Regions from separate parts of the Homo sapiens genome. Here region 1 is linked to region 2. Evidence: chromatin loops called from intact Hi-C (ENCODE). Cell type or tissue: chondrocyte. All regions are shown on one strand. Each heading gives the region's core, and the rest is flanking DNA. Links, peaks and the distances in the headings are about the cores only. Region 1 overlaps C15orf40 (chromosome 15 open reading frame 40). Region 2 holds the start of CPEB1 (cytoplasmic polyadenylation element binding protein 1).

Region 1 (11,953 bases), core at 4,222-9,221, 350 kb after region 2:
GTTTTTTGTTTGTGTTTTGTTTTTGAGTGCTAGGTGGACTTGGGGTTATACAGAATGTAATAAACTTGAGTCACTGCTCTGAGAATAGTTTTGGGGTTCTTGAAACCACATAGGAAAAAGACATCTGGGGAGATTTCTAGCATGGTTTTTGTTTCCAAAGCCACTTTCCTTATAATGCTCAACAGACAAATAGGTAATTATCCCTTGTATTTTATTCACCTAAAGAAAAATGTAGGACTTTATAATAGAATTAAGGGTAATAAAATGTCAGCTTTAAGTTTAGAATGTTAAAATTGAAGGAAATAATCATTTACCCTGAATCAGGTTATTGACAGCACTAATTTTGAACTCTCATAAAAGAACTCTACTTGTTTCCTAAATATAATGTTTTTTAAAAATTTTATTTATTTTAAACAAGTTCAAGCCAAACCGAAATACAATTTTTTATACCTTAAAAATTTCCCTAGACTTCCTATTTCATTTGATTCATTCAATCCAAACACAGATCTGGCTGTGTATGGAAAACTATGCCGTAGACTGTTGACTTCTTCTAATTAGCACAATAATCTACAGTGAAAAGGATTTTTTTTAAATTAGGCAATATAGGAAATAAATACTCCCAGTTTAAGGTGGCCTCTATTATTATTGGACTTTAGTTAGCTGGAAATGTTAGTTGTGAAAGTACTTACTTTGTAATGTCAGACAAATTAGATATTATATGTAAACTATTCACTGAAATGCCTATTTGAATTTTTCTTTCAGTATCTTGCATTTTAACCAGAGACACATATTTAATATATATAAATGAGGATTTTGAAATATTAAATAAGGCTTTGGTTAATTCTGTGTGAAAAATTATATAAGGTACTCAAAGAATCTTCGTTCTGTTTATTTATGAACACAGAAAGATATGCTTTTAAAACTCTCAAATTTTAAAATTGATTTAAGCCCAGTAGCAGAAAATACTCTTGACATTGGCAGAAGTGAATATTGTTAATATTTAGATTAATCATTCAGGATTCAGATATATCCAGATATGACATAATATCTAAACAAAGATTTCTCCTGACATCTGCTGTATTAAATTATTATAGAATGAAATAAACAACTAGATTCAAGTAGTAGATTACAACACTGGAGCCCACAGCAGCCTTGAGAGCAGATTATCTCCTCTTTTCTAGAAGTCTGGTTGATTACTGCTGGCACCAGCTTTTGAGGAAAATAAGGATGGAAGTAGAGATCCCTTGACTTGTGCACATTCTGGGAGAGAGAGTGGCCCTGGGCCAGGCTGGCTGCATGGGTCCCAATCAGTGGGGCTGCACTCCATCATGGTGTGCCCAGGATGAGGAATAAGTGACACTTCAGCTGTCGTGACACTGCTGAGGCCTCTGGGTGCCAGAGAAACATCTTGCTTCTGAGGAATTCAATTATCAGTGCTGTCAGATTAGAAAAGTGGAGATGAGCTGTGGATAATACCCCTCAGATTTAAACATTTGCAGGATGAAACAGGAGGAGCAGGTTAACGAAGAAGACAAGTCTTCAGTCAGAACAGCTGGCCAGGCACGGTGGCTCACGCCTGTAATCCCATCACTTTGGGAGGCCAAGGTGGAAGGATCACCTGAGGTCAGGAGTTCCAGACCAGCCTGGCCAACATGGCAAAACCCCATCTCTACTAAAAATACAAAAATTAGCTGGGTGTGGTGGTACATGACTGTAATCCCAGCTACTCCGGAGGCTGAGGCAGGAGAATCGCTTGAACCCAGGAGGCGGAGGTTGCAGTGAGCCAAGATTGCACCACTGCACTCCAGCCTGGGTGACCGAGCGAGACTCCGTCTCAAAAACAAACAGGCAACAAAAACAGCTAATATGTGATTCGACTGCCCCATTGCAGGATTAAGAGAGAGCATAAAGCATGCAGCACTAAGCTAGGCACATAATGGCTACCCAGTCAGTCAGGTTCGTATATAAGAGTGAGTTATCTGTGGGCTGCTTAGGTGCAAGAAGGACAAGTCGCATAATTTTCACCAGTGTCTTCATGGGCTGATGGGCTGATTTCAGTTGTTTTCACTCCTCTCCCTAAAGGGCACAGACAGCCCCATGTATGGGCTAATTCAGTTGGTGTTTTCACTCCTTTCCCTCAGGGACACGAGAGCCCTATGTATTAATTACCAGTTAGATTTTCTCTGGGTTTCAGTGACTCCTCCTGAGACAGCTTCAGGGGATGATGTGATGATGATCTCATGGTTTTTTTCCACTGCTCGTGCCTTTAACTCCCTAAAGAATCTCCAGTCTCTTTGTCTGAATTAGGTAAATAAAGCTGTTCTAATTGCTAATGGCTAGAGCTTTGTTGTTTGTGTGTGTATTTTTCTCATTTTAAAATTTCCTCAACTTGTGTGTTTACAAAATAATAAAGCTGGCGCGGTGGCTCACGCCTGTAATCCCAGTACTTTGGGAGGCCGAGGCAGGCGGATCACGAGGTCAGGAGATCGAGACCATTCTGGCTAACACGGTGAAACCCCGTCTCTACTAAAAATACAAAAAGAAATTAGCCGGGCGTGGTGGCGGGCACCTGCAGTCCCAGCTACTCAGGAGGCTGAGGCAGGAGAATGGCGTGAACCCAGGACGCAGAACTTGCAGTAGGCCGAGACTGCGACACTGCACTCCAGCCTGGGTGACAGAGTGAGACTCCGTCTCAAAATAAAATTAAAATAAAATAAAATAATAAAATAAAATAAAAAATATAAAAAGTGAAACAATACAAAAATGAATAATTTTGGCTGGATGCAGTGGTTCACGCCTGTAATCCCAGTAATTTGGGAGGCCAAGGCGGATGGATCGCCTGAGGTCAGGAGTCTGAGACCAGCCTGGCCAACATGGTGAAACCCCGTCTCTACTAAAAATACAACAACAAGAAAAAAATTTAGCCAGGCATGGTGGCTCAGGCCTGTAATCCCAGCTACTTGGAAGGCTGAGGCAGGAGAATCGCTTGAACCTGGGAGGCGGAGGTTGCAGTGAGCCAAGATTGAACCACTGCACTCCAGCCTAGGCAACAAGAGCGAAACTTCGTCTCAAATAATAATAATAATAATAATAATTATTATTATTATTTTTAACTGACTTCTATAGCTGTTATTTTCCTGTCTTTATTCACTGTTCTCTATCTTGCCTTCTAAATTTCATACCGTTTTCAGCCTCTTCTCTGTTGCACTGTTTCCAACATGGTCTTTATTTCTATTATGCTTTTGTTTTTCATTTTTATTTATTTATTTTTATTTTTTTTTAATTTATTTTTTTATTGATAATTCTTGGGTGTTTCTCACAGAGGGGGATTTGGCAGGGAAGGTCAGCAGATAAACAAGTGAACAAAGGTCTCTGGTTTTCCTAGGCAGAGGACCCTGCGGCCTTCCGCAGTGTTTGTGTCCCTGATTACTTGAGATTAGGGAGTGGTGATGACTCTTAACGAGCATGCTGCCTTCAAGCATCTGTTTAACAAAGCACATCTTGCACCGCCCTTAATCCATTTAACCCTGAGTGGACACAGCGCATGTTTCAGAGAGCACAGGGTTGGGGGCAAGGTCACAGATCAACAGGATCCCAAGGCAGAGGAATTTTTCTTAGTGCAGAACAAAATGAAAAGTCTCCCATGTCTACTTCTTTCCACACAGACACAGCAACCATCCGATCTCTCAATCTTTTCCCCACCTTTCCCGCCTTTCTATTCCACAAAGCCGCCATTGTCATCCTGGCCCGTTCTCAATGAGCTGTTGGGCACACCTCCCAGACGGGGTGGTGGCCGGGCAGAGGGGCTCCTCACTTCCCAGTAGGGGCGGCCGGGCAGAGGCGCCCCTCACCTCCCAGACGGGGCGGCTGGCAGGGCAGGGGGGCTGACCCCCCCCCACCTCCCTCCCGGACGGGGCGGCTGGCCGGGCAGAGGGGCTCCTCACTTCCCAGTAGGGGCGGCCGGGCAGAGGCGCCCCTCACCTCCCAGACGGGGCGGCTGGCCGGGCGGAGGGCTGACCCCCCCACCTCCCTCCCGGACGGGGCGGCTGGCCAGGCGGGGGGCTGACCCCCCCACCTCCCTCCCGGACGGGGCGGCTGACCCCCCATCTCCCTCCCGGACGGGGTGGCTGGCCGGGCTGAGGGGCTCCTCACTTCCCAGTAGGGGCGGCCGGGCAGAGGCGCCCCTCACCTCCCGGACGGGGCGGCTGGCCGGGCGGGGGGCTGACCCCCCACCTCCCTCCCGGACGGCACGGCTGGCCAGGCGGGGGGCTGACCCCCCCACCTCCCTCCCGGATGGGGTGGCTGGCCGGGCGGGGGACTGACCCCCCCCCACCTCCCTCCCGGACGGGGTGGCTGCCGGGCGGAGACGCTCCTCACTTCCCAGATGGGGTGGCTGCCGGGCGGAGAGGCTCCTCACTTCTCAGATGGGGCAGCTGCCGGGCGGAGGGGCTCCTCACTTCTCAGACGGGGTGGTTGCCAGGCAGAGGGTCTCCTCACTTCTCAGACGGGGCGGCCGGGCAGAGACGCTCCTCACCTCCCAGACGGGGTCTCGGCCGGGCAGAGGCGCTCCTCACATCCCAGATGGGGCGGCGGGGCAGAGGCGCTCCCCACATCTCAGATGATGGGCGGCCGGGCAGAGACGCTCCTCACTTCCTAGATGTGATGGCGGCTGGGAAGAGGCGCTCCTCACTTCCTAGATGGGATGGCGGCCGGGCGGAGACGCTCCTCACTTTCCAGACTGGGCAGCCAGGCAGAGGGGCTCCTCACATCCCAGACGATGGGCGGCCAGGCAGAGACACTCCTCACTTCCCAGACGGGGTGGCGGCCGGGCAGAGGCTGCAATCTCGGCACTTTGGGAGGCCAAGGCAGGCGGCTGGGAGGTGTAGGTTGTAGTGAGCCGAGATCACGCCACTGCACTCCAGCCTGGGCACCATTGAGCACTGAGTGAACGAGACTCCGTCTGCAATCCCGGCACCTCGGGAGGCCGAGGTTGGCGGATCACTCGTGGTTAGGGGCTGGAGACCGGCCCGGCCAACACAGCGAAACCCCGTCTCCACCAAAACCAGTCAGGCGTGGCGGCGCGCGCCTGCAATCACAGGCACTGGGCAGGCTGAGGCAGGAGAATCAGGCAGGGAGGTTGCAGTGAGCCGAGATGGCAGCAGTACAGTCCAGCTTTGGCTTGGCATCAGAGGGAGACCGTGGGGAGAGGGAGAGGGTGAGGGAGAGGGGGAGGGGGAGGGGGAGGGGGCTCATTTTTATTTATTTGAGACAGCGTCTTGCCCTCTCACCCAAGCTGGAGTGCAGTGGCGCAATCATGGCTCACTACGTCGAACTCCTGAGCTCAAGTGATCCTCCTGCCTCAGCCTCGCAAGTAGCTGAGACTACAGGCACACACCACCATGCCTAGTTAATTTTTTTAATTTTTTTTGGAGAAATGGGGTCTTACCACGTCGCCCAAGCTGGTCTCAAACTCCTGGCCACAAACTATCCTCCTACCTCAGCTTCCCAAAGTGCTGGGATTACAAGCGTGAGCCAACATGGCCAGCCTTACCTTTTACTTTTAAATTATGTTAGCCACATTTCAAGTGCTCAATAGCCACATGTGGTGTGAGCAGCTATCACGTGTACATGCCACCCAGTACGGCTGTAGAAGAGAACTAAAGGCTAGCTAGCATTTCTGTTGACTTGACTCACTCCCTTATTGTCCACAGTGCCCCAATCCCCCTAGGCATCTCTGGGGAAACCTAAGGCTTTGAAACAGTTTGAACGTCACTGCGATAGTAAAAACACATCACAGATTAGTTTTCTGTAGAAATGACCAGGGAGTACGTAACTTGTGGCTGCAAAGTTTGGGGATTCTTCCCTCCCCAAACTCTATCTAGGGGACCGATGGACCCTGAGGCAGACAGGATTATAAAATGCAAAAACCCTTAATAACTAAATTATGAGGATTGTCTGAGGAATGCCTATGTGGGTAGAAATAGGTGGTCTTCCTGCAACCTAGAAAAAGGGAGTTCCTGTACTATGAAGGATCATTATCTCCAGTGTTGTCCCAAAAGACCTTCTGTGGCTGGCTGATACCATAGGTCCATCCCTGCAGCAGAAATGGGAGCTATAGATGGTCATAGCTCCCTTACCCTGGCCCCTAATTTCCCTGGCTCTGATTCCAGGCTCTCCAAGCAGCCTTCAAATGATGATTCTCTTAAAGAGATTTCCCAAAGGGACAGAATGTTCTCACTAGCAGATCCCACTATACAGTCTATTTGGCAGTTGTGTTCTTCACTCAAGTTAATAAGCTGGCATCTTGATAAGAAATTAGCTCCTTGCCAATTGCCCAGCCTAGATCCATTTTCAGAAACACTGGCTACGTGGATTTCTGAAACCTGCAGAGTTAAGGAAGGAACTCAAGACCATGCTGACTCCACCATGGCAATGGGCTGAGACTCTCACGAACCCAGCTGGCCCCAAGTTAACAACACTCCGACCTGAGCTAAATTTAAGATACAAGGGGACTAAGCTTAAGGAATGGCTCTGAGAAAACGAGAAGGATCACAGCATGTGAGCCCGTAGTCAGGCACTGCAGACTACCTAATAGTGCTGTTCACTACAAAAGGAAACGAGTTTCAGTTTGTGTGGCTTTTTGCTGTTGTGTTATGGTGCCACCTCTTGGATGTAAATTGAAATTCTAAGTTTTTAGTCACTAGTTACATGCATTAAAACAATTTGAATTTGGGGCCATGTGGGTTCTAAAATTTATACTCTGCATTACAGCTAAAGAACTATGTAACCAAATCCCTGGAATCTAGGAGGGGGATGCTGACAGCCCACAGCCCAGAGAGCTGCCTCCTAAAGTTTGAGCATTTAGGTATTTGGAACTTTATTTTTCAAGATGGAATCTCTGTCGCCCAGGCTGGAATGCAGTGGCATGATCTTGGCTCACTGCAACCTCTGCCTCCTGGGTTCAAGCAATTCTCAGGCCTCAGCCTCCCAAGTAGCTGGGACTACAGGCATGCATTGCCATGCCCAGCGAATATTTGTATTTGTAGTAGAAACAGGGTTTCGCCATATTGGTCAGGCTGGTCTTAAACTCCTGACTTCAAGTGATCCACCCGCCTCAGCCTCCCAAAGTGCTGGGATTACAGGCATAAGCCACTGCACTGGCCTAGGTGTGCACTGCAAAGGTTCCACCTTCATCCTCTGGTTATTGCTGTCCCTCCCCTAACCGAGAGGAAAGTGTGGAATGGCTCACAGAAATCAGAAGTCTGAAATCTCTGCTCCTGCCTCCAGGGCATAATGAGCCAGGCTGTTCTTTCCCAGGATCTGTCGAAGTACAGCATAGGCAAACCACCTAGCAGTGTCTGTCAAGTAAGCAACCAAGTTAATAAGTGATTAATACATCATGTTTGCACAAGTAATTATCATTTATTAAGGTGCGGGTGATAGATGACAGATGCAGTGCTAGAACATCATATGTCGGCATAGTTGGATAAATATTTTTCAAACCTTATTCATAGGCTGCTTCAAATCCAGGATTCTCAGGACAGCACAGGACAAGAAAGACAGTGTAATCAAGTCACTATAGACTGCCTAGCCAGTACTCACTTGAAATTAATGGGAGTGAGCAAAGCTAGAACCATGTCATTAGACAAATGTTACGGAGGCTGAATATTTTGTGTCTTGGGCACTAGGTCACTGGGTCTACTTCAGTATTTACAGGGGAATACCAGGGCCCAGATGATGAAAAGTACATTAACTGAGCTTCTACAGCAGGTCAAGGTGCCCAAGCCTTAGCTGTGATCTCTTAACAGTAGGAATAGTCCTGTGTGAGACAATTAAGTTGTGAGGCTGCTGTAGACTATCTTGTTTGCAGTGGGGAAAAGGGAATCGTGTTCTGGGAATACAGCCCCTGGGCCAGTTCCTACCTCCAACAGTAGTTTGTTTTGTTTTGTTTGTTTCTGTTTTTTTGTTGTTGTTATTGAGACAGAGCCTTGCTCTGTCACCCAGGCTGGAGTGCAGTGGTGTGATCCCGGCTCACTGCAGCTTCTGATTCCCGGGTTCAAGCAATTCTCCTGCTTCAGCCTCCCAAGTAGCTGAGATTACAGTCATGTACCACCACGCCCAGCTAATTTTTGTAATTTTTAGTAGAGGTGGGGTTTCACCATGGTGGCCAGGCTGGTCTTGAACTCCTGACCTCAGGTGATCCACCCACCTTGGCCTCCCAAAGTGCTGGGATTACAGGTGTGAGCCACCATGCCCGGCCCCAAAGTAGTTTTTGATGACAGAGTGTCCCCATATCTTCTTTGTTACAAGATACTGCTACGTTTCTCAAAGAAAAAAACTCACTAGGCAAAATGTTCCCACGTTTAAAATATCACCGTTTAAAATGAAGTAAATAGGTTATCGTAGTAGAAACTGGTGGTTCCTCTCCAGCATCCATTCCTCTCTTTGTAACTTTTCCCAATTTTATTCAGGTATCCAACTCTCTCTACTTCTTTGCTTCTGAGTATGCTGACCCCATTTCCACCTCTAGGATGGGCCTTAATTGGCCTGAAACAATTAGGGTAATTCTTTCTTCTATAGTTACTGCTTTAGGGAACTTGTGTTATAGAATGGCATTCCCTGATCACAGGGGCTGGCTTAGAAATTTCATGTGACTTGATTTGGGCTGATACAAGGGAAGGCTGACTGAAAGCTTCTGGAAAATACCAGAGCTCCTAGGAGTGGCCTTTTCTCCTACTGCAGGGGTTGATACGTGAATATGAAACCTGGTTGGCCTTTTGTCTACATGAAACAAGTGGGCCTGAGGATGAAACTGGCACTGCAGAAGATTCAGGGGAAGGAAAGAAAGCTGATTTTTTTTTTTCTTGAGACGGAGTCTGCCTCTGCAGCCCACGCTGGAGCGCAGTTCGCAGTTGTGCGATCTTGGCTCACTGCAACCTCTGCCTCCAGGGTCCCGGTTCACAAGCAATTCTCCTGCCTCAGCCTCCCGAGTAGCTGGGATTACAAGCATCTGCCACTATGCCCAGGTAACTTTTGTATTTTTAGTAGAGACGGGGTTTCACCATGTTGGCCAGGGTGATCTTGAACTCCTGACCTCGTGATCTGCCTGCCTCGGCCTCCCAAAGCGCTGGAATTACAGGCGTAAGCCAACACGCCTGACCAAAAGTTGATCCTTTTTTTTTTTTTTTTTTTTTGAGATGGAGTTTCGCTCCTTTTGCCCAGGCTAGAGTGCAATGGCACGATCTCAGCTCACCGCAACCTCCAACTCCCGGGTTCAAGCGATTCTCCTACCTCAGCCTCCCGAGTAGCTGCAATTACAGGCATGTGCCACCACGCCCAGCTAATTTTTTGTATTTTTAGTAGAGATGGGGTTTCTCCATGTTGGTCAGGCTGGTCTCGAATTCCCGACCTCAGGTGATCCACCTGCCTTGGCCTCCCAAAGTGCTGGGATTACAGGTGTGAGCTACCATGCCCGGCCAGGAAAGTTGATCTTTTATGATATCATTTTATGACATTCTAACAGTGATCCATGTAAAATCCACAAGTAAAACGGCTTTACAGCACACATGGCAATGGTCTTGAGAAAGAGTGGGAAAAGCTCTTAAGACCATGTAAAACAGAAGCACATTTGCAGGCAGTATATGGCACAGTTTAGAAGACAAAGCAGCTGGGCTTAAACCAAGCTCTGCCATTAATGTGCACTGTGATCTCACATAAGCCACCTTTTCTTGCCCTTGATACCTATTTGGTACAAGTTAAGAGTTGTACTAGACGAGTAGCTTCTCTTTCACTGTCTGGGATTTTTTCTTTCTTTTTGAGACGGAGTCTCACTCTTGTCGCCGAGGCTGGAGTGCAGTGGCACCGTGTGGGCTCACTGCAACTTCCGTCTCCTGGGTTCAAGCAATTCTCCTGCCTCAGCCTCCCGAGTAGCTGAGATTACAGGCACCCACCACCATGCCTGGCTAGTTTTTATATTTTTAGTAGAGATGGGGTTTTACTATGTTGGCCGGGCTGGTCTCAAACTCCTAACCTCAGGTGATCCACCCGCCTCGACCTCCCAAAGTGCTGGGATTACAGGCATGAGCCACCACACCCGGCCTGGACTTCTTATATATGAGGTCTTATATATAATCTTACATATAAATATATATATCTATGTATAAAATCTATCTATGTATATCTATCTATCTATAAAGAAAGAGACAGAGACAGATACAGGGTCTCACTTCGTTGCCCAGGCTGGTCTCAAACTCCTGGGCTCAAGTGTTCCTCCTGCCTCAACCTTCCAAAGCGCTGGGATTACAGGCGTGAGCCACCAAGCCCAGCTACCATCAGCAATTTTTATTATTGTTCTTCCTTGTGGATTTTGTTTTTAATGATTTGGTCCATCAATACATCTTTCTCATGTACTTGCTGGACAAAGCGCACAACTGCAGATCAGCTCTCCTGATCAGCAAAGGAAATTAATTTTATTTTCTTTAATAAATTACTATAACTTGACCTGAAGATGTAAAAATATATTATTAGCTTTTGAAACTTTAATATAGATGTAATTTCTGACAAGCTTTTACAAATACTGAAAATAGCTTCCAAGTCCTCTTTCTTCTTTTAAGGATCTTTGGAGATTCATAAAAACTACTGAATTTGCTGATTATTTAAGTTATTAGAGGAAGATGAAAATTCAGTGACTTCTCAAAAATTATAATTCACATTTAATTACAAGTCATGATTTTTCTTTACTTTTTCAACAAAATGGTAAATATAGTCTTTAAAAGATGTAAAAAAAAAATTTTTTTTACATTTAAATAAGCATTTAAAAATCTAAGGTAAGACTACAAAGCAGCATAACAGGTTTTCTGTCACTTGTAAACTGGATTAGAAGGCAATCCCCAGAATTCCAGAACCGTTGTGGAGATATGATTTTTAATTTACAATCTAGAAAAACTGCATTCAACAAGTAGTCCAAGGATTTGGGTTCTAGTTGCCAGCTTGCATGGTACAATCTTGAGTAAGTCTCTCAACTTCTGGATATAGGAAATCAAAGGCCCCCCAACAGAATGAAAGGTGTTAAATCAGGTCATCTTGAATATTCTTCCCAGCTCTGTTATTTTACAACGCCATGAAATCAGAGTAACATGTTCCAGGCTGTTTGGGGTTTGGGATTTTAGAACCTGATGCAATGTATAGCACTTTTTAAATTTCTACTTTTTGGAGTCTTATTCGAATATATACATATATATATGTCCCCCATGTTCTTCTGTGCATGTAGTATATTTTTCTATTTAACAGCCTCTTCACCATTAGCAATAAAAAAGTTTCTCAAGGATGTATTTTTTATTTCTTTTTTTTCGGGGGGAGAGAGTTTCACTCTTGTTGCCCAGGCTGGAGTGCAACGGCGCGATCTCGGCTTACTGCAACCTCCGCCCCCCAGGTTCAAGTGATTCTCCTGCCTCAGCCTCCTGAGTAACTGGGATTACAGGCATGCGCCATCACATCTGGCTAATTTTGTATTTTTCGTAGAGATGGGGTTTCACCATGTTGGTCAGGCTGGTCTCGAACTCCTGACCTCAGGTGATCCGCCCACCACGGCCTCCCAAAGTGCTGGGATTACAGGCATGAGCCACTGCGCCCGGCCTCATTTCTTGCTTTTATGTTTTTTTGGCTTCCTTTTTTAATTTCTCCAAGATCTCTTCTGGAGTTGTAGAAGCCAAAAGCTTCACCACCTTTTCACGAGATTTACCACCCTGGACCAAAAGAGAAAAAGCATACTTTACTGTTTAGCACATTCTAATGCTATTAGAGATAGCAGACCTCCGTTGTATAATGGGCTCTCCTGATGGCTTTCTCTTGGTTACTTCTGGTCTAACCAAAGACTATCTCTTAGATTCTTCCTTACTACCATTTGTTACTAAACATTTGTTAGTACTAACAACTCTCCAGGGTTTTTACCTTC
Region 2 (11,953 bases), core at 4,609-9,608:
ACATACCTCAGATAGATACACGCATTCGGTAGTCCAATCAGAAGTATAAGTCTTCAGAACAACCAAGGCTAAAGAGCTCAATCTAAAACTTGGGCACACAACAGTCAACTGGTGCTTCTATAGGAACACATGGGTCTCCTGTATATATAAGGAGACAGGAATGATCCAACAGGGTTGAACTGTGAAGAATGCGGCATTTGGGGAGAAAAGGAAGCCTGCAAGTACCAAGACAAGACAAGATTGATCAGATAAGGAAAAAAAAAAAAAAGGAAGCCATAGTCTTACAAACCAAATGGACATTTCAAGTACAATAAGAGACCAACACAGCAGAGGTAAGAGTGTATGAATTTTACAAATAGTACTAGTCTAGAAATGAGAAAACGTGGGTTCAAGTTCTGTCTCTATTCCCTGCTCACAGTATAAAATTAGGGTAATCACTTTCCATTCTAAACTTAATTCTCCTAGTCCATGAAAAGAGGATGTCAGAGATTATATCTGGCTTTGGTGTCAACTCCAAGTTATATGTAGGAGACAGGTCTCTAACACCTTTTGAGCTTCACAACAATTCCAAGATTACAGCTTTAAAAAAAAACAAAAACAAAAACAAAAAGCCTCAGGAGAAAGGGCAGACACATGGGAGACAGACAGATGGTGTCAGGGCCAGAACCCAGGAGCACAAAGCCAGAATGCAGAGAGCACAGGTGTTAAGTAGTAAGAGATTAAGTGTTCTGTAAAAAGACACAAAAAAACCAACCTGCCCTTCACAGTAACTGTTCTCTTCCAACAGAGGAGAGCTACTCCCACACTTTTATCAAAGGGGATTGTAGGAAGTGGGGCTAAATCTGTCAGGATGGTACATAAAGCAGCATATTATGCTGGCCAAGAATAAAGAAACAAGTAACACTCTTAGTCAAGTTACTCCTAAAATCAATAGCTACTTGCAACCAAGACCCGTTTTTAGCATACAAACCAACCTTTAGACCTGCCCTCTGGGGATTCTCCTGTTACCTCAGGGGAACTCATCACGAATGCCTTAAATAAATCAAAACAAAGAGTGTTAACTCACTATAATTTAAAAGGACTGTTCCACCATTCAAGAATACAAAAAAAAAAAAAAAGAATTCAAAGGTTATCCATGCCTAAGTGTTCTCCTGAACTACTGAAAGTAAAGCTCAACCCCAGTCAGTCAGGAATCCTCCCAGGTCCAAGTTAATCAAAACCACATTATATATTAGGGTGGCAAAATAATCCCTAACATTGGGCTTTAAAATGACACCTAATAAAATTCATTGGAAATTACATCTACAATGTGAATTTAGCACTCTGAAATTTGGATACTAACTTTTTACAGCAAGTCAGATAATTTTCCTATGAAAATATGAAATATTACATCATACATGTTTTAGTTCAATCTTTTTCAGCTAGTTTACTATAATTGAGAAATGCACTGTTGGGGCAGGTCCTATCTTCAACATAAAAACTTTCTACGGAATCTGTGCTCACAGAAGATGAGACGCTCTAAAGCAGGCTGCAACAACGGCAGGAAAAAACTAAGGGCATTTCCAAAACTGCAATGTTGGGTGCAAAGGAAGCAAAGTTCATGGTGACCAAAAAGCTTTAAGAGCCTGCATGGTGGCTCATACCTGTAATCCCAATACTCTGGGAGGCTGAGGCAGGAGGATGGCTTGAGCCGAGGATAAGCCTGGCCAACATAGTGAAACCCCATCTCAAAGAAAAAATTTTTTAAAAAGTAGCCAAACATGTTGAATGGCTGTAGTCCTAGCTACTTCGGAGGCTGAGGCTGAAGGATCCCTTAAGCCAGGGAGCTTTGAGGCTGCAGTAAGCTGTGATTGCACCACTGCCCGCCAGCCTGGGTGACACAGTGAGACCTTGTCTCAAAAAAAACCTTAATAATAAAATCTTAAAAGGCTTAAGAAACGGTAAAGGGTGCAATCAGTGCTTCTGGGTCTTAATTCAAACAAGAGAAGCAAAATTCTTACATAACCCCCTCTACCATAACTTCTAGGTGCAAACCACGTCCTACCCTTTAGCCTCAGGGGCTTTCTGGCAAATTCTCCCCAGAGTCAGTACAGTTTATATACCGCCTAGGAAAAGCACATTTGCAGAACAGGATGAGATTAGCACAACTTCTCCATAGCAGAGAAAATAATTTGTTATTTGATCCCATGATTCTTTTACTGCCTCCAATACTAGCTACTAAAAACAGTGTAAACATTAATATTTAGGTTTGGTGTGCATTTCTGTCTCAAACTGTAAGCCAAAAGTACTAATACTCTAATTTTCCCTTAAAATAAACATAACTTTAGAAAATAATCATTTAGCTAAGGGACCTGAAACCAATGAATGAGAAAGCCTGCACAGACAACACCTAACGTTATAAATGCAAAAATAACACCAGCAGAGAGCTACTTTAGTCACCTCACCCTTCCCCTCCCCAGCACACTCCACACCCCCAAATCCACAAACACTGAACTCATAGCTGAGTGCCTTGCTGGTAAAGGTTGCTAAGAAGCAGCTAGAGGCAGGTAACATTTTAAAGTTTTCATCTTTCCAAAAACTTTCCAGGATACAGGTAAGAAAGCTATCTAGCTTGTGTCTGAGTTTACATTCTCACAGAAAAAAATTCTTTGGCAAAAGCTCTGAATATGCTTTTTACTCCTTTAAATCCTTGGGAATGAGGCTGGGCACGGTGGCTCACACCTGTAATCCCAGCACTGTGGGAGGCTGAGGCGGACAGATCACGAGGTCAGGAGTTCGAGACCAGCCTGGCCAATATGGTGAAACCCCATCTTAGTAAAAATACAAAAATTAGCCGGGCGTGGTGGCGCGTGCCTATAGTCCCCACTACTTGGGAGGCTGAGGCAGAAGAATTGCTTGAACCCCAGAGGCGGAGGTTGCAGTGAGCCGAGATTGTGCCACTGCACTCCAGCTTGGGCAACAGAGTCTCCATCTCAAAAAAAAAAAATCCTTGAAAATGAAATATAGGAAAAAAAAAATGTACATACCCCTTTACATCCGTAAGTGTGGCTGTGTACAATGCTGGGATTCTAAGTTTTATCCAGAATTGAAACCCCAGCCCCTCATTTCTGGGGCAGGGCTATTTTATGCCCCGGGAGCTTATCTCAGATTTTACCACAGACTGCTTTAAAAAAATTTTTTTTAACCTTTATTAATTCTTCCTGGAAATCTAAGAGACAGCATTATGGGAATCTTAGCTAAGACAGACAAGGTGAGATTTAGTAAGCTCCATGTTACTTTTACAGGTCTTAAAACAATTATATAATTTCAAATTTGCCTTGCCTCAGACAGAAAAAGTTAGTACTGAAATTTTAACTGTCCTGAAAAAAAGGAGCCTTTTGTGCAGAGGGTTGGGAGGGTCACCCCCACAGTGGGAGGAGCCTGCCTTCCCCAGACCTCCGGCTCTCAGGATCAGCTAACTGCTCTGACATACATTGTGGAATGATAGACACAGCACATTCCTCCTAACATCAGCACTGCTGTACTAACACTCAGAAGACCCACACTGACTTCTACAGCAACTGGGATTCCTGCCAATGCAGTTAAGGTTCACTTTGCCTATAAATGTGACCAGCTCCCAGACCACCACCTTTTTTCTAGAATGTACGCCACCAATAACCCCTTGATCCTTTGACATAACAGAACACACATAATAGGCTGGGCTACGGCACCAGAAGGACCTAGGTTCACACAATTCCATCACTTAACAGCCTTGTGACTTGATTTCTAAAGCCTGTTTCCTTTTCTGCAAAACAGCGGGGAAATCCAAAACGGATGTTTTAAGACAGATTCCAAACTAGCCTTCAGGTTGAATCCAACATTAAAGACATGTTACATTTGGTCTATAGTGTTTAAAATTTTTTTAATGCTACATTTAAAAGTCAGGAGATCCATCAAAATAGAGATAGCCAGTTTAGAAGCAAGTCAAAGATCCACCGACTCTGGGCCCACATTTTTGCTGAGCAACAATCAGCTAGTGGCTGCTCCTTTCAAAGAGGCACATACTCTGTAGTTCAGAAGCCATTACCTTTCTTTCCTCCTCCTTTGCTCATTTATGTTACCTCTGGCCCCTATAGGGTTTGAGTTTGCAACCCATTTTAAAGACTAAGAATAAAACTAATGGTTGTGCTCAGTGAAAATGCTTATTAAGGCAGCTATTATCATTTGGTCACTAGTTAAGTTTGGTGCTGAGCCTGGAGTCTTACTACTTTATCTTCCTCCTCCACTTTTTACTTCATGGGCACTGGTTTGTGCACTACAGCGAAAGAAAAGCACATAGAACCATTCCTGTATCAAACGCCTATGGCCTAACCCAAACTGCAAACGGTTCCATGATTATTCACCACAGGCATCAGCTCTCCAACCTCTGATGTGCTGCACAGGCTGGCACAACCTCCCTCCCACACATGGGAGCCTAGACCAGGGAGTTGTTTACAAGACAAACGGTTCGGAGGGGGGAAACCAAGTTTTGTTTTGTTTTTTGAGACGAAGTCTCGCTCTGTCGTTCAGGCTGGAGTGCAGTGGCTGATCTCGGCTCACTGCAACTTCCACTTCCTGGGTTTAAGCGATTCTCCTGCCTCAGCCTCCCAAGTAGCTTCGATTATAGGCGCCCACCACCATGCCCGGCTAATTTTTGTATTTTTAGGAGAGACGGGAATTCACCTTGTTGGCCAGGCTGGTCTTGAACTTCTGACCTCAGGTGATCTGCCCGCCTGGGCCTCCCAAAGTGCTGGGATTAAAGGCGTGAGTCATGGGGCCGGGCCGTACTTTTTTATTACAAAGGTTGACTTACACACAGAGTAGTCAACTTCCAAATCCTACTTCTATAAACTGAGCAGGCACTACCAGGCCACCCAAAGTTTAAATCGCCGTGACAAAAAATTTAAAAAGCGAAACTCAGCCAGGCAAGGGGGCTCACGCCTGTAATTCCAGCCCTTTGGGAGGCCGAGGTGGGCGGATCACGAGGTCAGGAGTTCGAGACCATCCTGGCTAACATGCTGAAACCCCATCTCTACTAAAAATACAAAAATCAGCCGCGCGTGGTGGCACGAGCTTGTAATCCTAGCTACACAGGAGGCTGAGGCAGGAGAATCGCTTGAACCCGGGAGGCGGAGGCTGCAGTGAGCCAAGATCGCGAGACTGCATTCCAGCCTGGGTGACAGGGCAAGACTCCCTCTCAAAATAAATAAATAAATAAATAAATATTAAAAAATAAAAAGCCAAACTCCTACAGCAACGTGCTCTGGGAATACAGTTCAGCTCCAAGCCAGCTCAATGGGGACAAATAAAAGACCAGTGATGAGTCCCCAAAACACCGTCCCCAGGGTTTTCCGACAGCCAGCAGCCCCATTGAGCTCCACAAGCTTTTCTAACTATGCAAAAAACCAACCAGGAAAACAATCACCAACTTGAGGTTTCCAAGGTTGGGTCCTGTTTGAATTTATTTTTATTTTTTAACCCAGCATGTGTCCCTAGACTCAAAGGGAACATGAGCCTCAGGGTGCAAACTGTCCTTAGCAGACACTCTTCCCGCTAGCAAGGGACCGCACCGTCACCTGAGGGGCAGCCAAGAGGCGGGCGGTGCACCTGTGCCTTCCAGAATAGGAACCCCACCCACTTGCCCCTCTTCCCCACCAACGACACAGCCCAGTAGTTGACTCAGGTGCCAGGAGAGAGCGCGGGGAGGCTGGGCGGTAGCCAGGGAGACCAAGGGAAGCGGTTGCCAGAGAAATGCGGCGTCAGTCAGGGCCGGGGCTGCAGGCGCGGGGCGGGGGAGGAGAGACGCGGCCTCCTCCCAGGCGGGCCTGGCGGGAGGCACCCCGGCTTCTAAGAGCGAATTCGGCTCCCGACTCTCTTCCCCCAGCTGAGAGCACGGTGCAAGGGGCCAGGGCTGCAGGGAGCAAAGTGCCCCCGAAAAATAAGCGCGCGCCCACGAAAGCGCCCAAGAGCCCAGGCGTCTGCCTGGCTTTTCTCGGTCACGGGGTCAACGCGGGGCCGCTCACAGAGCCTTCTGGTCTCCCTGGGTCCTCTAGGAATGAGGCAGCAAAGCCTCGGTCGACTCGACCGCTGAGGAACCCATGACATGAAAAAGCCTCGGGGAATGACGCCGGGTGGGACACCCCAAGGTGAGGACCCCTTTGTGGGTGAGTCCCCCCACACTCAGGTGACTCCAGGCGGGCACAGGCCCGCCCAACCGCTCGTCATCACGGGGGGCGACTCGTCCAGGGCCCCAGCCGCTGCTCCGCCAAACCTGAGGCCGCCCCTGAGTCTGGGCACCTGGCCTCGTCCGGCACTGAGGAGAATGACCAGAACGCCAGGCCACATGCACCCACTCGCCAGGCTGAGGGTCCGAACAGCACAGCCCAGAGTGGGCTCGGGTCGCTCCCCGCCTACGCCACCTCCGCGGCCTGCAAGCCTAACCCTCTCCCGCCCATGACCAGGACCCACCTCAATGCCGCCAGCCCGGCGGGTCTCCCGGGCACGAAGCCCCGCCAGTCTTCCGCCCTCGCGCCACACTACCTGGCCAGCCCCGCCCCCGAGACTCCCTCTCCGGCGCCAAGCGAAGGTGTGAAGCCACGTGACCTGCCCAGGATTGGGAAGCCGCACGAGGGGCTTGAGCCCTCCACCTTAAAGGTGCCGCGACCGCCGCCGTCGTGGGGCTCTCCACAGAGCACGGGGTCTACGCCGTCAGCAGCCCCGCCCCGTCCCGCCCGGGCGCCCCCACCGCGCGCCGGGTGCTAAAGAGACCCGCAGGGGGCGTGAGCTTCCAGCGCCAGCGGCTTCGGGTCTCCCGTGCGACGGCAGTGTGAGAAAGAAACGTTCCGGGCGCCGGTGCTCCTTTATGTCCGGTCAGCTCCCGTCTGGACAGACGCTCGAGGCCGCCTGGAGGCCGCAGTGCGGCTCGGAGGCCCCACCGGCCGCCCCCGCAGGGCTGCGGCGCCTTTAAGCCCAAAGGCCCTGAGTCACGAGGAGGCTCCCTGCCCCCCTCGCCCTCCACCCCTCCACGAGGCCCCACGCCCGCGGGCACGTGACCGCGCCCCGCCCGGGACTCGCCCGCACGGGGCGGGGGATGGGGGTACCGCGGCGCCGGACCCGGCTGCGCGCGGACCGTTAGCTACTGCGGCCGGGACGCGGCCCCGCCCAGGCGAGCGGCGGGTGGCTCTTACCAGCGGGAACGCCATGGGGCCGGTGTGGCCCTGCGGGGCTGACGGGCTGACCGGCCAGCCGGCGGGCGAGAGACGCGCACGCACGTGGGCACTATTTTTGCAGCGGGCCGCGCGCAGCCCCGCACCCCGGCAGCTTATGAAGCTCCTACGAGCCGCTCCTCGGAGCCGCCCCCCGGCCGGATGCGGAGCACCTGTGTCGGCCCCGCCCGGGCCCTCGCCTCCGCCCCCTCGCGCCCCGCCCCTCCTAGCAGGCCGAGCCGAGGAGGGCTCCGCCGCCCACCCGGAACCCGGCGGGGACTGCCGCCGCTGCTAGCCACAGCTGCCCCCTGGGGGGCCAGAGACCTAAGCCTGAGCGCGCCATCACCTAAGTGACCCTTGCCGAGTCACTGTCTGCCCTGGGCCTCAGTTTCCCTCTTAACGAAAGAGGGCACGATTTACAAGCCCCTGCGAGCGGCGGCGATCGCTTCGTCAGTAGAGCCTCGTGTCCGCGCTCCTTCTCTTCCAGTGATCTCTCCAGGGCGAGAGCCTGCCCTGGCATCCTTGGTCGGAACTGTAGCCCCTGGGCTCCAGGAGGCGCACTCACTTTAGACCCTCTGCTCCGTGCGCTGCAGAGGGGGCCGCGAGAGTCAGGAAGTTCCAGAAAGTTCCAAAGACATCACTGGTCCTCTTTGGACCGGAGTTCTCCGGAGAAACCGCTTCCGGCGCTCCTGACACACTGAGATAGAAAGTTTCACAGAAATAGGGCAAGGGATAGGGCGAGGGCTCCAGGGCAGGCGTCCTAGGGCACCTGGCGCAGGGGCGGACCGGAAACCCCAGGCAAACGCAGAGTCGGAGATGGCATTCCAGGCGGAAGATCAAGCAAAGGCAGAGAGGGAGGACGGCACCGAGCGGCTCCCTCTGACCAGGACTGAGGATGATGCGACCTGATACCGCCGGAGGGAAGCCTGGGCCCGGTTTGTAAGGGGCCTTTATTCTGCAGACAGCAGGAAAACTATTAGAGAATTGTAAAAGGGGTTGGCAGTTGTCGGGTCTGTTTTAAGGTGTTGCTGGAGACATAGAAGAGGTTGGACAGAAAAGGGGGAAAACAAGGGACTGGAGTGGGGAGGAAAGGGACCAGAGTTTATTGAACATTGCTAAGTGTTTTACATGTGTCATGTTATCATGATACTATTTAATAAGCACTAACTATGCTCCGGTCCTCTCCTGGCACTTAGGAAGGATGGTGCTGCCGTCTTCCTGGGCTTGATCTAATGGCTAAGGGGAGAGGGACAGGTAACTGTCAGTTTCTGCCTGAGGTGATGGAGAAAGAGGAAGCTGATATTATAGTCTAGTGTTTCAGAAGGATTAAGGGGGGAAGGGTGGTGAGCATAAGAGTAGAAGTCCACGAGGGGGTGAGTGACAGTGGGAGTTGGCCAGTCTCCATCCACTTGGTCTACTTACAGGAGCTTCTTTGGGTTGCTGAGGTCATGGGCAGAAAGGGTGATGACTACAGGGACAAGGCAGGAGCAACTTCGCTGGGACCCCTACCTCTTGAGCCATGCTTTCTCCAGGAGTAGCCTACTTGAGTCTTGTCCTGGCCCACAAGCAGCGTAGGATGGCTGCTTCTGATAGGGTGGCACACCCAGATGCCTACAGCACAGGAGCCAAGTGAGGGTGGGCGACAGCACTGAAGGCCCAAGGCACACCCAAAAGGGCTGTTAGCTGGTGGGCACCATGTAGAAACGAGGTCCCAGCCCAGTCATCTTTCAAGAAAAGCTGGAAGTACTTTTTTAAGTGAAATCTTGAATGTGAATTTTAATGTTGGTTATTAATTCAAATGAAAAGAGCCAAGCCCAGCATGTCCAGGGGCCCCATGCAGCTCACCGGCTGCCAGTTTGTGATCCCTGACATCGTTTCCTCCTCTCTGACCCAAAAGCTGAGCAAGATAAGAACCTGAAACCCAGAATAGTGCCCAAGGGAGCGGGTGTCTGGAGGCCCTGTCATATTTCAAAACTGTCAACCATAAGAAAATGAAGGCATCTTTCAAGAGACTTGGAACAGAAACTTCTGCTGCCTAAAATCTCTCTCCCTAAACTTTCTGTTGCAGGTAATAATAATAGCTCGTCTTCACTGACCACTTACTGTGCGCGTGGGAAAGTTTTGAGTGCTTTACCTATGTTATCTCATTTTGCAGATGAGACTGAAGCTCAAAGAAGTTAAGTAACTTGCCAAAAGACTCCCAGCTAAAAGTGTGAGAGCAAAGACTCAAACCAAGGCAGTCTTCTGGTTTCAGAGCCTGAAGTCTTAACCAGGTGAGAATAAAACTTCCAGCATGCTTATGTGTGTGCTTATCTGTGAATGACCCCAGAGCTGACTGCAGATGTTGAGAGAAGAGGTAACTTTGACCAAATGCAGTCATGACCTCAGGTGTGGGCAAGTCCTTGTTCCCTACCTGGACTTGGCTAGGCCTGCAGGTCATACAGGAAGAACAGTCCCTCTGAAGGTGACCATAATCCACAGGGCAGGGTGTGGAAAGTGACAGAGGTGAATTTATTAAATGACTTGGTCAAGTCCCCACAGCTGGTCACTGGCAGAAGCAGCAGAAACAAATAGGCAGCATTATCTATTCTCCCAGTCAACAAACAGCCTTTGAGCCCAGCTATGCCTGGCACTGTCTCTGCAGTCAAGCCCCAGACTTACAATACTGATTTTAAGTCCAACTATATAATTAGCTGGACTACATTTTAAATATGTGTACTAGGGAAACAGGAGGGACCCTATAGTCTTTTATATGCTCAAGTGTTCAGTGCTTCTGCAGGAGGCAGAGAGCTAAAAGAAGAGAGAAGTTTGATGGGAGAAAATAATTTCCTGGTTGCAAAAGATAAGAAAAGGAATTCACTCAGGAACTCAAGACCACAAGGTAGACACACACAGTCTCTGCTCAAGTTTTGCCAAGCTCTGTACAGAAGAAACCATGTTCTTTGTTTTTTCAAGTTCCTTTTAAGTGGGATAAAAAAGTGGATTGGGGCCAGGCGCGGTGGCTCATGCCTGTAATCCCAGCACTTTGGGAGGCCTAGGCAGGCAGATCATGAGGTCAGGAGATCGAGACCATCCTGGCTAACATGGTGAAACCCCGTCTCTACTAAAAATACACACAAAAAATTAGCTGGGCATGGTGGTGGGCGCCTGTGGTCCCAGCTACTTGGGAGGCTGAGGCAGGAGAATGGCATGAACCCAGGAGGCGGAGCTTGCAGTGATCCGAGATCTCACCACTGCACTACATCCTGGGTGACAGAGCGAGACTCCATCTCAAAAAAAAAAAAAAAAGAAAGAGTGGATTGGCCCCACCTTTCATCGTACACAAAAGTAAGTTAAAAATACAATTCTGAAAAGCTTTACTTAGAATTTTTTCAGAAGAAAATATAGGAGAATTTTTTTTTACCTCAGCCCGTGGATGAATTTTGTAAACTTGGAAAAATAAGATTGGAACAATAAGCACAGGATATAAAGGAAGACAATACATTTGACCACACTGGAATTAAAAACTTTGGTTTACTAAAAGAGTTTGTTTGTTTGTTTTGAGGTGGAGTCTTGCTCTGTCGCCCAGGCTGGAGTGCAGTGGCACGATCTCGGCTCACTGCAATCTCAGCCTCCCGGGTTCAAGCAATTCTTCTGCCTCAGCCTCCAGAGTAGCTGGGATTACAGACACCTGCCACCGCACCCGGCTAATTTTTGTATTTTTAGTGGAGACGGGGTTTCACCATGTTGCCCAGGCTGGTCTCGAACTCCTGACCTCGTGATCCGCCCGCCTCGGCCTCCCAAAGTGTTGGGATTAGGCGTGAGCCACCGCCCAGCTAAAGATATTGTTTAAAGCTTGAAAAGACAAGCCATAGACTGGAAGAAGGTATCTCCAATCCATGTATTTACAAAGAACTAGTTTCCAGACTATGTAAGAAGTTCTGTAATCAATGAGGAAAAAACACAACTCCACAGAAAAATGGGCAAAAGATGAGAATGGGCAGTTGACACAAGTGAAAATCCAAATGGCCAAGAAACATCAGTAGATGCCCACCCTCATCAGTAACCAGGGAAATGCAAATGAAACCACAATCAGATGCCGTGCCACACTTTTCAAATGGAAAAAAATGATCAACTTTCACTGTCCCAGTAGCAGGATCACTGCTAGTGAGGGCGTAAACTGATTCAGCTACTTTGGTGTGTGCTTTTATGTTTCATATCTTTTAATGGAGAGAAGGCAATGCATAGAGTGCACAAATCTTTTTTATTTATTTATTTATTTATTTATTTATTTTGAGATGGAGTCTCGCTCTGTCGCCCAGGCTGGAGTGCAGTGGCGAGATCTCGGCTCATTGAAAGCTCTGCCTCCTGGGTTCATGCCATTCTCCTGCCTCAGCCTCCTGAGTAGCTGGGACTACAGGCGCCCGCCACCACGCCCGGCTAATTTTTTGTATTTTTAGTAGAGACGGGGTTTCACCCTGTTAGCCAGGATGGTCTGGATCTCTTGACCTTGTGATCCACCTGTCTTGGCCTCCCAAAGTGCTGGGATTACAGGCGTGAGCCACCACGCCCGGCCACAGTACACAAATCTTAAGTGTATACCGAGGTAACCACCACCCGCATGGAGGCATAGAATCTCTCCAGAACCCCCACTGGGTTCCTTCCTGCCCCTTCCCACTTTATACCTCCCTCCTCAAGGTACCGTTACCTTACTGCTTTTCATTACAGATTCATTTAACCTGTTCTAGACT

What was found. Hi-C counts contacts between places; a loop is a spot of excess contacts. Peaks named below come from ENCODE experiments on the same cell type or tissue, not always from the same donor. Only the 100,000 strongest peaks of a DNase experiment are listed, where the experiment ranks them.
Region 1: a loop joins it to region 2, with 4 times the contacts of the local background. A loop is called at or near these places in 3 of 110 quality-filtered maps.

The regions. Positions count from the first base shown.
Region 1 is chr15:82,993,949-83,005,901 of GRCh38, forward strand. C15orf40 (chromosome 15 open reading frame 40) reads right to left here. Exons shown (of 4, transcript NM_144597.3): 4 at 869-11,744. The coding sequence ends at 11,649. Among named protein-coding and RNA genes, the nearest start is that of C15orf40, 12 kb to the right of the region's middle. RefSeq lists a silencer at 6,469-6,763. In chondrocyte, for the core only: CTCF peaks have their summits at 6,641 (motif pointing left) and 6,855; no DNase peak of the experiment used is centred there.
Region 2 is chr15:82,640,651-82,652,603 of GRCh38, forward strand. CPEB1 (cytoplasmic polyadenylation element binding protein 1) reads right to left here and starts at 6,713. Exons shown (of 13, transcript NM_001365242.1): 1 at 6,487-6,713. CPEB1-AS1 (CPEB1 antisense RNA 1) reads left to right here and starts at 7,120. Exons shown (of 4, transcript NR_046096.1): 1 at 7,120-8,158; 2 at 9,121-9,291; 3 at 9,379-9,496. RefSeq lists a silencer at 6,933-7,502. In chondrocyte, for the core only: CTCF peaks have their summits at 6,768 and 6,968; no DNase peak of the experiment used is centred there.